3 separate regions of the Homo sapiens genome follow, and regions 1 and 2 are each linked to region 3. Evidence: read pairs that join two places in POLR2A ChIA-PET (ENCODE). Cell type or tissue: GM12878. All regions are shown on one strand.

Evidence for each region. ChIA-PET counts read pairs that join two places held together with the same protein. Peaks named below come from ENCODE experiments on the same cell type or tissue, not always from the same donor. Only the 100,000 strongest peaks of a DNase experiment are listed, where the experiment ranks them.
Region 1: POLR2A ChIA-PET joins it to region 3 with 7 read pairs; 2 of 35 experiments call an interaction of 5 or more read pairs at or near these places.
Region 2: POLR2A ChIA-PET joins it to region 3 with 5 read pairs; 2 of 35 experiments call an interaction of 5 or more read pairs at or near these places.

Annotation. Positions count from the first base shown.
Region 1 is chr11:85,995,249-85,999,248 of GRCh38, reverse strand. PICALM (phosphatidylinositol binding clathrin assembly protein) reads left to right here. Exons shown (of 20, transcript NM_007166.4): 12 at 2,320-2,423. Among named protein-coding and RNA genes, the nearest start is that of PICALM, 72 kb to the left of the region's middle. In GM12878, no CTCF peak of the experiment used is centred here; no DNase peak of the experiment used is centred here.
Region 2 is chr11:85,979,417-85,983,416 of GRCh38, reverse strand. PICALM (phosphatidylinositol binding clathrin assembly protein) reads left to right here. Exons shown (of 20, transcript NM_007166.4): 15 at 1,414-1,545; 16 at 1,642-1,672; 17 at 2,189-2,288. Among named protein-coding and RNA genes, the nearest start is that of PICALM, 88 kb to the left of the region's middle. In GM12878, no CTCF peak of the experiment used is centred here; no DNase peak of the experiment used is centred here.
Region 3 is chr11:86,284,955-86,288,954 of GRCh38, reverse strand. It overlaps a transcript of EED not described here. Among named protein-coding and RNA genes, the nearest start is that of MIR6755, 8.6 kb to the right of the region's middle. In GM12878, no CTCF peak of the experiment used is centred here; DNase peaks (open chromatin) are centred at 5 and 1,644; H3K27ac peaks cover 1,640 bases.

The DNA.
Region 1 (4,000 bases), 290 kb after region 3:
ACACAACTATTGTACATCTAAAAGACATGTCTTCAAAACTTTTTTATAAAAATACAGTTAGAAGGAATAAGTTCTAGTGTTTGATAGCACAGTAGAATTACTAATTAAAAACAATTGTATTACCTATATCAAAGTAGCTAGAAGATTTAGAATGTTCTCAACACAGAGAAATGATGAATGTTTGAGGTGTGATAGATGTCCTGATAATTACATGGTATGCATGTATCACAATATCATATGTATCCCATAAATATGTACAATTATTGTATATCCATTTAAAAAGAAAAACATTCTATTTTGGAGAATATATAAGTTAAAAATTAGGAGCTGGGTGTGGTGGCGTGTGCCTGTTGTCCCAGCTACTCAGGAGGTTGAGGCAGGAGGAAGGCCTGAGCCCAGCCGTACAAGCTAGCCTGGGCAACATCTCTTGGTCTGTTTGTCTGTTTCTCTCTCAATCTCTCTCTCTCTTTTGAGACAGTGACTTACTCTGTCACCCAGGCTGGAGTGCAGTGGCACAGCCATGGCTCACTGCAGCCTCAACCTCCTGGGCTCAAGCATTCCCTCTGCCTTAGCTTCCCGAGTAGCTGGGACTACAGGCGCACTCCGCAATGCCCAACTATTTTTCGTATTTTTTCGCCATTTTGCCCAAGCTGATCTTGAACTTTTGAACTCAAGCAGTCCGCACGCCTCAGCCTCCCAAAGTGCTGGGATTACAGGCATGAGCCACTACACCCAGCCTCCAGACCCCTTCTCTTAAAAAAATTATCTGTACTGTGTTTGAATTCTTAGACACTCTGGGGTCATGTTTTGAGTTGTTCATTAAAATCACATAGAAGTCGGCCGGGCATGGTGGCTCATGCCTGTAATCCCAGCATTTTGGGAGGCTGAGGTGGGCGCATCATGAGGTCAGGAGATCGAGACCATCCTGGCTAACACGGTGAAAGCCCATCTCTACTAAAAATATAAAAAATTAGCCGGGCGTGGTGGCAGGCGCCTGTAGTCCCAGCTACTTGGCAGGCTGAGGTAGAAGAATGGCATGAACCCGGGAGGCGGAGCTTGCAGTGAGCCAGGATCGCTCCACTGCACTCCAGCCTGGGCGACGGAGCGAGACTCTGTCTCAAATAAAAAAAATTACATAGAAGTCTTGAGGTAGAAATATATCATGTAAGCCAGGCATGGTGCCTCCCGCCTGTAATCCCAGCACTTTGGGAGGCTCAGGTGGGTGGATCATCTGAGGTCAGGAGTTCGAGGCCAGCCTGGGCAGTGTGGTGAAACCCTGTCTCTACTAAAGGACAAAAATTAGCCAAGCATGGTGGCATGCACCTTTAATCCCAGCTTCTTGGGAGGCTAAGGCATGCCAGTCACTGGAACCCAGGAGGTGGAGGTTGCATTGAGCCAAGATCACATCACTGCACTCCAGCCTGGACAACAGAGTGAGACTCTTGTCTCAAAAAAAGCAAAACAACAACAAAAAAAGAGGCTGAGCACAGTGGCTCACGCCTGTAATCCCAGCACTCTGGGAGGCCGAGGCAGGCGTATCACCTGAGGTCAAGAGTTTGAGACCAGGCTGGCCAACATGGTGAAACCCTGTCTCTATTAAAAATACAAAAATTAGCCGGATGCGGTGCTGCGCACCTGTAGTCCCAGCTGCTTGGGAGGCTAAGGCAGGAGAATCATTTGAACCTGGGAGGCAGAGGTTACAGTGAGCCAAGATCACGCCGCTGCACTCCATCCTGGGCGACAGAGCGAGACTCTGTCTCAAAAAAAAGAAGAAAGAAATATATCATGTAAATAGTGTGTTGTGTGATGGGGTGGCTCTATTCATAAATGCATGTAAAATTTTTTCCCTGTATCATTGATACATAGTTTGGACACTGAGGCACTAGAAGTGAGGTTAATGAGTATTTTACTGTGTAGTGTATTGCAAATGTGATTCAAGTTCTGTGAATATTAAAAGTAAGAAAAGAGTTTTATTAAAAATATTAAAATTGCTGTGATATTTTGTATTTTAGAATCTTGTTGTTTAGGTTCATTTTAATAGGGAAATTAGTTTTTTCTAGGGGAAGACATTCATCCTTTTCAGAAGAGCTACTGTTCTTTGAATCTTATATAAACTTAAGATATGATATTAGATTATTTTTCCAAGCCTCCTTAGAAATATGCTGTCATATGAAGAAACTGTTCCTCTTTTGAGATTTATATTAATGAGACTTTTCTCCCTTGTTTTTAATGTTTTTATCTGTGGTGGGTGGAGAAGGTGACACTAAAGTAGCAAAGTTTTTCTGGTAAATAAAACACGTTTCCAAAATATCTTTCTAGCACATCAAAGCTGCCCAATGATCTGCTTGATTTGCAGCAGCCAACTTTTCACCCATCTGTACATCCTATGTCAACTGCTTCTCAGGTAGCAAGTACATGGGGAGGTAAGCATTGATGAATTCTATTTTAGATGTTACATGCATCTCTCCTCCTCATTCTGTGGTGTTTACTTATTTGTAGTTTTTTATTACACTTGATACATGAGAACTTGATAAGTATTAAAATGGCAATGAAGCAATTTTATCCCTTGAAGGTATGTTCATTTATTATAAATAATTTAGGAATTTATGTTCAATTAAATTATGAAATGACATTTAATAAAGATAAAACTAAATGTAAGAGGAAGGACCAAGTGTGTTTTTAACTATGAGATTATTCTTTTAATGTTGAATTTTTATTCCATAACCAGAAAATGCATGGTGGTTATTTCGATTTTGGTGTAGAATTTTTTTTTTTTAACTTTTGGGGAATAACTTATCTTTGTGTTAAGTATATGATATAGTTCTAATAAAACTCAGATGGTATTATCACACAGGGAACATGTTGTGACCATAATTGTCTCGACCAGCTTTATGGTCAAGACATAAATGTTTTAAATGTTTTTTTAATTAAGACCTGAAAGATTTTGCTAGTCAAAGAATTTTCCCCTTGTACCAATAAGAATGTTTGCTGCCCTTAAGCAGTTCTGAAGTGATAGGCTTATCTCTCATAGCAAGATAAGTTAATTATTCTAATGAGTTTTTATAGTATATAAACAAAGCTTTTTTTCATTTTATTTTAATGATTTGAATTTAAGAACATTTTAAATTATTTTTTTGAAGGAACTATATCCTAGAAAGTAAGCTCTGTGAAGGCAGGTTTTAAAATATTTTGTTCCGACAAGTAGTTTGTAAATGTTTGTTGAATAAGGTGGGGCACAGAGCAGATAGTAAAACCCTAAAACACTAGATTTCATGGTAATTTTGTGAGCCTGAACTTGATTTAAAAAACTAATTGACTTTGAAGGCTAGTTTAATTTAGCTAAGTTTTAAGATCTGAGAGTAATTCCTAAAAATGACAAGATATTAATAGTTTAAAGTTAAGTATTTTAGAATTATTTCAGAATGAACTATAGATAGTAAATTAAGATTAAGAAAGCAGTTTCTTAATATCCTAATGTTATGTTCTGATTTTTGGATTCTTAATTATTTTCTGCCTTATTGTGAATTGCTTTAGAAAAGGTTAGTAGAATTAACATGACCATTTAAGCAGTTTCAGCTTATTTCCTTTTTTAAAGAAATGTAGTAGTCTTTTTAAAACTAAGGCTGAGTTGTTTTTCTAAATAGACTAAAAATTTTATAGAAGGCCAAATAAAAATATATTAAACATTTCAAAGAAGCTGAACTGCAATTCCTGTTTTGTCTGGACACCATGTACAACTAAAAATGACAAGTTGAAGTTTCTACTTGAACTTGTTAAAGTCACATATGAAAGCAGATAGACTATTACTGTGGAAGAACAATTCTAAGTAATTTCAGTCTGTAAGAATTGTTCTATGTCCTGTTATAAGACATTATTCCATCAAAGTCTCTATGTGACAGACTGCAATATATTGGAATACATTTAATCATGTTTTACTTTTCTATTTTCGGTTATTTTGCTTTGTATGCTGTTTCTGTAAAAATTTCCCCCATATTAAGTC
Region 2 (4,000 bases), 310 kb after region 3:
ATTAAATAATCAGGCCTGTGGGTACAGGAGCTTTTTATTGTTTTATGAATGATTCTTATTATGGTTCATTTGTCTTAAAGGAACTTTATAGATCTGTAGAACCAGGTTTCCACTTTGTGTTTTCATTAATACCTTGTTAATTTGAAGTGCCTGTAAAACTTTGACACTCATAATTCTGTTCTTACCATCGGATGGCCTTTGATTTTGGTTAGTAATTAACTTTTAGCCATTTAGAGAGAATATATTGAGATGTTCTTAATTTTATAACATATAATTAGTTATCCTTCAAAAACTAAGAAGCAAGCCTATAAAGAATATGTATGGACTAAGAATTTATTTTTTTCTATGCACTAGTAGGTTTATGATAATATTTTTTTGCTGCGGTAGGTTTTAGTTTGTCTTGCCTGGGAAAGTGGAAAGAGAGACCAATCATTGTTGTGAACTATCATCTTTGGTGACTTTCTTTTTCAAACTGTAATATTCCTAGATCATACTATTGAGTCCCATAGAGGGTTTGTTTGATTGGATTTTCTTTTATTTTCTATAATTTGGTGAGGAAAACTTAAAGAATTTTATTTTCATTTTTAAGAATTGTTCTCATTTACTAGATGGGCTTATACAATTACAGTATTTAGCAGTTTCTTAGATATAGTTCACTCTTACATTCTCTGCTTTTAAAAAAAAGGTCTCGGCCGGGCGCGGTGGCTCACGCCTGTAATCCCAGCACTTTGGGAGGCCGAGGCGGGTGGATCATGAGGTCAGGAGATCGAGACCATCCTGGCTAACAAGGTGAAACCCCGTCTCTACTAAAAATACAAAAAATTAGCTGGGCGCGGTGGCGGGCGCCTGTAGTCCCAGCTACTCGGGAGGCTGAGGCAGGAGAATGGCGTGAACCCAGGAAGTGGAGCTTGCAGTGAGCCGAGATTGCGCCACTGCAGTCCGCAGTCCGACCTGGGCGACAGAGCAAGACTCCGTCTCAAAAAAAAAAAAAAAGTCTATAAAATCTTATTTCTTAACGTAAAAGGAACTTTTTTCAAAGTTCCAGAGAGCTATTTTTTAACCTATATTGCTTTAGATATAAGTGAGTCTTCAGAAAATTTTGCTGGGCTAGCAGGAGAATTACATTTGTTTTTTTTCTCTTTTATAATACTTCTCTCTTATCCCCTTTAACCCTAATGTAATTTTGTCATGAGATAAGAGATGATTTCTGTCAAAGCAAATACAGCCTTCTCAGTCAATTCAGTATGAAGTGGTGACTTTCTTCATTTTCCATTTAAAGACATTTACTAATGTCTATTTTTTGGATAACTTTTCCAGTGAATAAACAAGGAGAAAAGGCAAAGACCTCCTTTAGAAAACCATAGCGTCATAAAGTTCCTTACAAATTCTATTTCGTCTGTTTGTAACTTTAAGGCTTTGATGAACTAGGTGGACTTCTCAAACCAACAGTGGCCTCTCAGAACCAGAACCTTCCTGTTGCCAAACTCCCACCTAGCAAGTTAGTATCTGATGACTTGGATTCATCTTTAGCCAACCTTGTGGGCAGTAAGTAGTCTTTGGATACGTTAATCTTCTTTTATGTTGTTTTATTAAACTGCGTCTCGTGTTATAAAATGCTTTTTTGTTTTTCTCCTTTCCTAGATCTTGGCATCGGAAATGGAACCACTAAGAAGTGAGTGTTTAATATACACATTGTTTTCTCCGTGTGTTATTTAGTGTTTTCTCCATGTGTTATTTGGAGGGTTGATTTGGCTTTCCTCTCAAAAATATGTGTAGAGATATCAAGTCTGCATCTTTTTTTTTTTTTTTTGACACGGAGTCTCGCTCTGTTGCTCAGGCTGGAGTACAGTGGCGCAATCTCGGCCCACTGCAAGCTCCGCCTCCCGGATTCACGCCGTTCTTCTGCCTCAGCCTCTCAAGTAGCTGGACTACAGGCACCCACCACCATGCCTGGCTAATTTTTTTGTATTTTTAGTAGAGACGGGGTTTCGCCGTGTTAGCCAGGTTGGTCTCAATCTCCTGACCTCAAGTGATTTGTCCACCTTGGCCTCCCAAAGTGCTGGGATTACAGGCATGAGCCACCACGCCCAGCCTCAAGTCTCTATCTTACTCTGTTCTATATAAGTATATAGCTAAGGAAACTTTATAATTAGAGACATTTAATATTCTCACTTATGTTTATTTAAAGTGATGTAAATTGGAGTCAACCAGGTGAAAAGAAGTTAACTGGGGGATCTAACTGGCAACCAAAGGTTGCACCAACAACCGCTTGGAATGCTGCAACAATGGTGAGTTGAAAAAGCTCCTGATAGACTAACAGTTGAATAATTTAGTTAAATATGTAACATGAAAATGTTTTTAAAGTGATAGACATAAATAGAAGGATTGTTACTGAGTTTAGAAGTATAAGTAATTGTATTTCTTTCAAAGGAAGCTGGTTGCCTATATTTACCAGATACATTTTAGTGGCTAACAAGTATTTAAGGGTTACTTTGTGCCAGACATATTCCAGTAAATAATAATGTTTTATTTTTTATAATCCTCCTATTAATGTGTTAGTCACTATTATTATCCCTATTTTACAGATGAGGAAGTGGAGGCTCAGAGTTATTAAGCAATGTGCTCAGGATTACAGAGATCTTAAATGATGAGTTGAATTTTTATAACCTAGGCAGCCTAACTATAGAACATATGTCCTTAATCACTACTCTATATTACTGACCTCAAATTTTTTATTTATTTTTCTAAAATACAAAATCTTGTGATTTCATTATTGGTAAAGAAACTATACTTGCTTCGGTTTTGTCATATAATTTATATATATGACAATGTGTTTGGCAATTATATATATGTCATATAACTTACACAGTTGATACTCATTATTTGTGGCAGTTAAGTACTTAAGTCACCCCAAACACTGAATTAGTGAACACTGAACCCTTGCTGGGGGAAATATATGCATATATGTATATGTCACATAGACGGTCCTTTTAGAAAACCTCATTCTAGTATATTCTATTTATTTTATGAAAGAGGAAATAAAGTTCAGAAGTGTTAAGTGACTTGCTTAAGGCTGTCGCACTAACTGGTGCCAGAGTTGGAATTTTAGCCCTGTCCAGCTGGCCCCAGAGTCAGAGTTTCTTGCAGTATGATGGACTCCCCATCCTCCTTCTCTATCCTCTGGTCTGGTATGAGAGCTGAACCAAGGCAGAGTGTCCTTTGTTCCATCTCAGCTGGAGGTGAACTGTATTGGATGAGTCAAATTTTTGCCCCTCTGCAAATGAGCATGAATGGCCTTGAAAGCACCAGGAGTGTTGATTTTTGGTGTCACAAAGTTTATCATGTAGGTGAATTTGCAAATATGGAATCCATGAATAATGAGGATTAACTGTATTTTCTAATTAAATAATTAGCATCTAGTAATGAAGAGGTTTTAGTATGTTTTAATTACTGTAAGGTATGGTAGACCCAGAATAGCTCTGTGGCTATTCTCCTGTCCTTGGCCAGTTTCTATCTTACCAACCAACAAATTTTCGTCAGTCAAAGAAAACTCCTTGTGGAAAAGTTTGAAGCATTCTTTCTCCAGACAGTAGGCTAGTAGCTGTGTTTTGATTACACGGGCTACACGTTACTGACAGCTGTCCTGTTACTGTTAGAGGCTGCGGTTGTCCTTATAGCCACTTCCAGAGCACTGCCCTGTTTTCCGTGGGTTAATGATATGTTAAAATTAGTAGGACTGAGCTAAAAATAGTATGTTTGTTAAAATTTGTGCATTTTATTATATAGCTTAAGACTTCATAAATGGAAAGTAATATTGAGATTTAGCTACCTTTTTAAGGCAGTGTTTTTTTGTTGTTGTTTTTGTTTTCTTTCAGACAGTGTTCATTGCCATCACTAATTTTATTATTTTGTATTTTTTTTTTTTTTGTGACGGAGTCTTGCTCTTTTGCCCAGGCTACATTGCAGTGGCGCGACCTCAGCTCACTGCAACCTCTGCCTC
Region 3 (4,000 bases):
TCAGGCCCCAGTCTGGGACAGGAACTGCTAAATCCTAGACACAGAAGCAATTCAATAGGCGGCAGAGCTAGTGACAATTCTCTACCACTCCCACCCGTAACCTTGGACATGGGTTTGAAAGACACCAGTTAGTAACAGTGAGAAAATTTCAAGTTGACTGTGGAAAGTTGGGCTGGGCTGGGCTGAAATCAACTTTATATAATTATATCTACTTTGGGCTGTTTTGTGTTGTGCCCAGCCAATATAAAATTGCAGTTTAGCAAAACTTTTGAGAGTTTATTATTAAAATACTCCCTAAATGATTATGGTACATTCACTCTTTTCACATGTGGGAACCACTGCATAATAAAGGTCTATATAGGGCCATCACTAATACAGTGCTTTGCACACCTGGCCAATTAAATACATGAATAAATGATTCTCTCCTGTCTACTAGGAGCTAACATTTTAGAGCAAAGGCAAAAAAGTATTTTGAAGGGTCCTTCACAGAGAGTTTTGACTTCCCAAGGGTCACAAACTCTGTATTTCAGCCAGATTTACTCAGGGATTAAGGGGAATAATGCAGAACTCTTACATAAGTTATTCATTTTATTATTTTTCATTAGAGTCAGGGTCTCGCTCTGTCACCAGAGCTGGAGTGCAGTGGCGGGATCATGGCTCAAGGCTCAAGCGATCCTCCTGCCTCAGCCTTCCAAGCAGCTAAGACTACAGGCATGTGCCACCACACCTGGCTAGTTGTTTTTTGTAGAGATGGAATCTCGCTATGTTGCCAGGGCTGGTCTCAAACTCTTGGGCTCAAGTGATCTTCCTGCATCAGCCTTCTAAAGTGCTGGGATTACAGGCCTGAGCCACCATCCCCTGCAGGTTGCTATTCAGAACTGGGATTATTAAGACAATTTGCAACCAGATTCAGTAAGATAAGCCAAGCCTTTCTTATATGAAATATTAACAGTTTAAAAAGTGATTTTGCATGGCTGAGCGCGGTGGCTCATGCCTGTAATCCCAGCACTTTGGGAGGTCAAGGTCGGGAGTTCGAGACCAGCCTGACCCATATGTAGAAACCTCATCTCTACTAAAAATACAAAATTCAGGCATGGAGACGCATGCCTGTAATCCCAGCTACTCAGGACGCTGAGGCAGGAGCATCGCTTGAACCCAGGAGGCACAGGTTGCCATGAGCTGAGATTGCGCCATTGCACTCCAGCCTGGGCAACAAGAGCAAAACTCTGTCTCAAAAACAATAAATAAATAAAAAATAGTGATTTTGCAATGAAGAAAAATAATGGCCCATATAGCACAGGGTGTCAGTTCAGTGCCATACACTTCTTATGATCAATGATTTTCTGGCAACCCAGTTTATTGGTTTCGGAATTAAACACACACACTTCCCTCACTCATTATGCAGAAATGTAAGAGAAATCACCCAACAATTTTTTATTCCACATCAGCCTGGGGTACCCAAGCAAGAAAGGCAAAATGAATCTGCTTTCATTCACATGAAGTCTTGCTCTACATCAGAAAATAACCATGAAATACCAAGAATCTTTGTAGAAATCCACCAGCTCAATTCCAAAGTGATAGTCATTTTCTATAAATCACAACAGGGGAAACCCAGAGGTAACCACTGAAAGCAGGGGAAGTTACAGACTGTGGTCTCTGGTTAAAGAGAGGCCATTTAGCACTTTTTACTTATGGTTGTATTTCTCACAATGTGGGCCCCACTTCCACTACCCTTGGTAAAAGCCATCTAGACTCATTTTCCCTAGGTTACTGTGTTTCACACTGCAGGCTGAGATCCATGGGCAGGTTGTGAAATCAATTTAGTGAGTTACAACCAGCATTACAAAAAGAAAAAAAAAAAGAAATAGAAAATTTCAGAATGCATCATATTAGTAAGTATATTGTTTCATGGGACTTTCTATATGTGTGTATGATTGGGTTATTATGTATAGTCTATTTCTTTTTTTTTTTTTTTTTTTTTTTGAGACGGAGTCTCGCTCTTTCGCCCAGGCAGGAGTGCAGTGGCGCTATCTTGGCTCACTGCAAGCTCCACCTCCCGGGTTCACACCATTCTCCTGCCTCAGCCTCCCGAGTAGCTGGGACTACAGGTGCCCACCACCGTGCCCGGCTAATTTTTTGTATTTTTAGTAGAGACGGGGTTTCACCGTGTTAGCCAGGATAGTCTCGATCTCCTGACCTCGTGATCTGCCCGCCTCGGCCTCCCAAAGTGCTGGGATTACAGGCCTGAGCCACCGCACCTGGCCTGTATAGTCTATTTCTTACTGTGGGTTGCATTAAAAAAAATTTAAAACCTACTGTCCTAGATGATACCTTGTTCAAGCCTGAAGATGCAATTAAGCAGAATGACTGTCCCCTTTGCCTCAAAGGAGCATTTCAATTCTTTAAGCACTTCTGGAAAAAGTGACCATCATTTCTTTAGACTTTTGCCTTTCTCAGGCATTTGCTTAAAGATAATTTTAAAGTCACTGAGTTTCTACCAGCCTTTTTCCAGTATTTTGTAGTAGATGATATACTCAAAGCCACCTCTTATTCCTTTCTCACCCCATTTTTTTTCCTTCGAAACACCCCAAGACTTCATCCTATTTGTCATCTCAGCCAGGCACAGTGGCTCACGCCTGTAATCCCAGCACTTTGGGAGGCTGAGGCGGGCGGATCACTTGAGGCCAGGAGTTCCAGACCAGCCTGGCCAACATGGCGAAACCCCGTCTCTACTAACGATACCAAAAAAAAAAAAAATTAGCTGGCTGTGGTGGCACACATTTGTAATCCCAGCTACTCAGGAGGCTGAGACAGGAGAATTGCTTGAACCTGAGAGGTGGAGGCTGCAGTGAGCCGAGATTGCACCACTGCATTCCAGCCTGGGCGACAGAGCGAGACTCTGTCTCAAATAAAAGTGGAGTTACTTTTGTGCAGAGTTTCCACTCCCCTGGTAAGAACAAAATACTTGTGTGTATGAGACACAAATATCAATTCTGTAATTTCTAATTTCACATAAGAGGTAAAGGCTCTTATGTTTGTATTTAAAATGATCATTACACCAGGCCTGGTGGCTCACACCTGTAATCCCAGCACCTTGGGAGGCTGAGGCAGGTTGGATCACTTGAGGTCAGGAGTTCGAGACCATCCTGGCCAACATGGTGAAACCCTGTCTCTACTAAAAATACAAAAATTAGCTGGGCTTGGTGGCGCACGCCTGTAATCCCAGCTACTCAGGAGGCTGAGGCAGGAGAAGCTCTTGAAACTGGGAGGCGGAAGTTGCAGTGAGCTGAAATCACACCCCTGCACTCCAGCCCGGGCAACAAGAGCGAAACTCTGTCTCAAAAAAATAAAATGATCATTACACAATATGAAAATGAATAATAAAATTCATGCTAACAATTTTACTTTACTTAGAATGGCATTAAGTAGCAAAATTTAAAACCACGACCAGTTGAGAAATTGTTAAAGGATGGAAAAAGCTTTATAGTTAGTACCTTTAACCTAATTTTTCCTTTTAATTTTTTTTTCTTTTTTTGAGACAGGGTCTTGCTCTGTCACCCTGGCTGGATTGCAGTGGTGTGATCACAGCTCACTGCAGCCTCAGCCTCCTGGGCTCAAGTGATACTCCCACCTTAGCCTCCCTAGTAGCTGGGACTACAGGTGCACACTACTCCACCCAGCTAATTTTCAAATATTTTGTAGAGACAGCGTCTTGCTATGTTGCTTAGGGTGGTCTCAAACTCCTGGGCTCAAGCAGTCCTCCTGCCTTGGCCTCCCAAAGTGCTGCGATTACAGGCATGAACCACCGTGCCCAGCCTTTTCTGTTTTTTGGTTTTTCGTTTTTGAGACAGAGTCTCACTCTGTTGCCCAGGCTGGAGTGTGGTGGCACAATCTCAGCTCACCGCAACCTCTGCCTCACGGGCTCAAGTGATTCTCATGCTTCATCCTCCCAAGTAGCTGGGATTACAGGCACATGCCATCATGCCTAGCTAACTTTTGT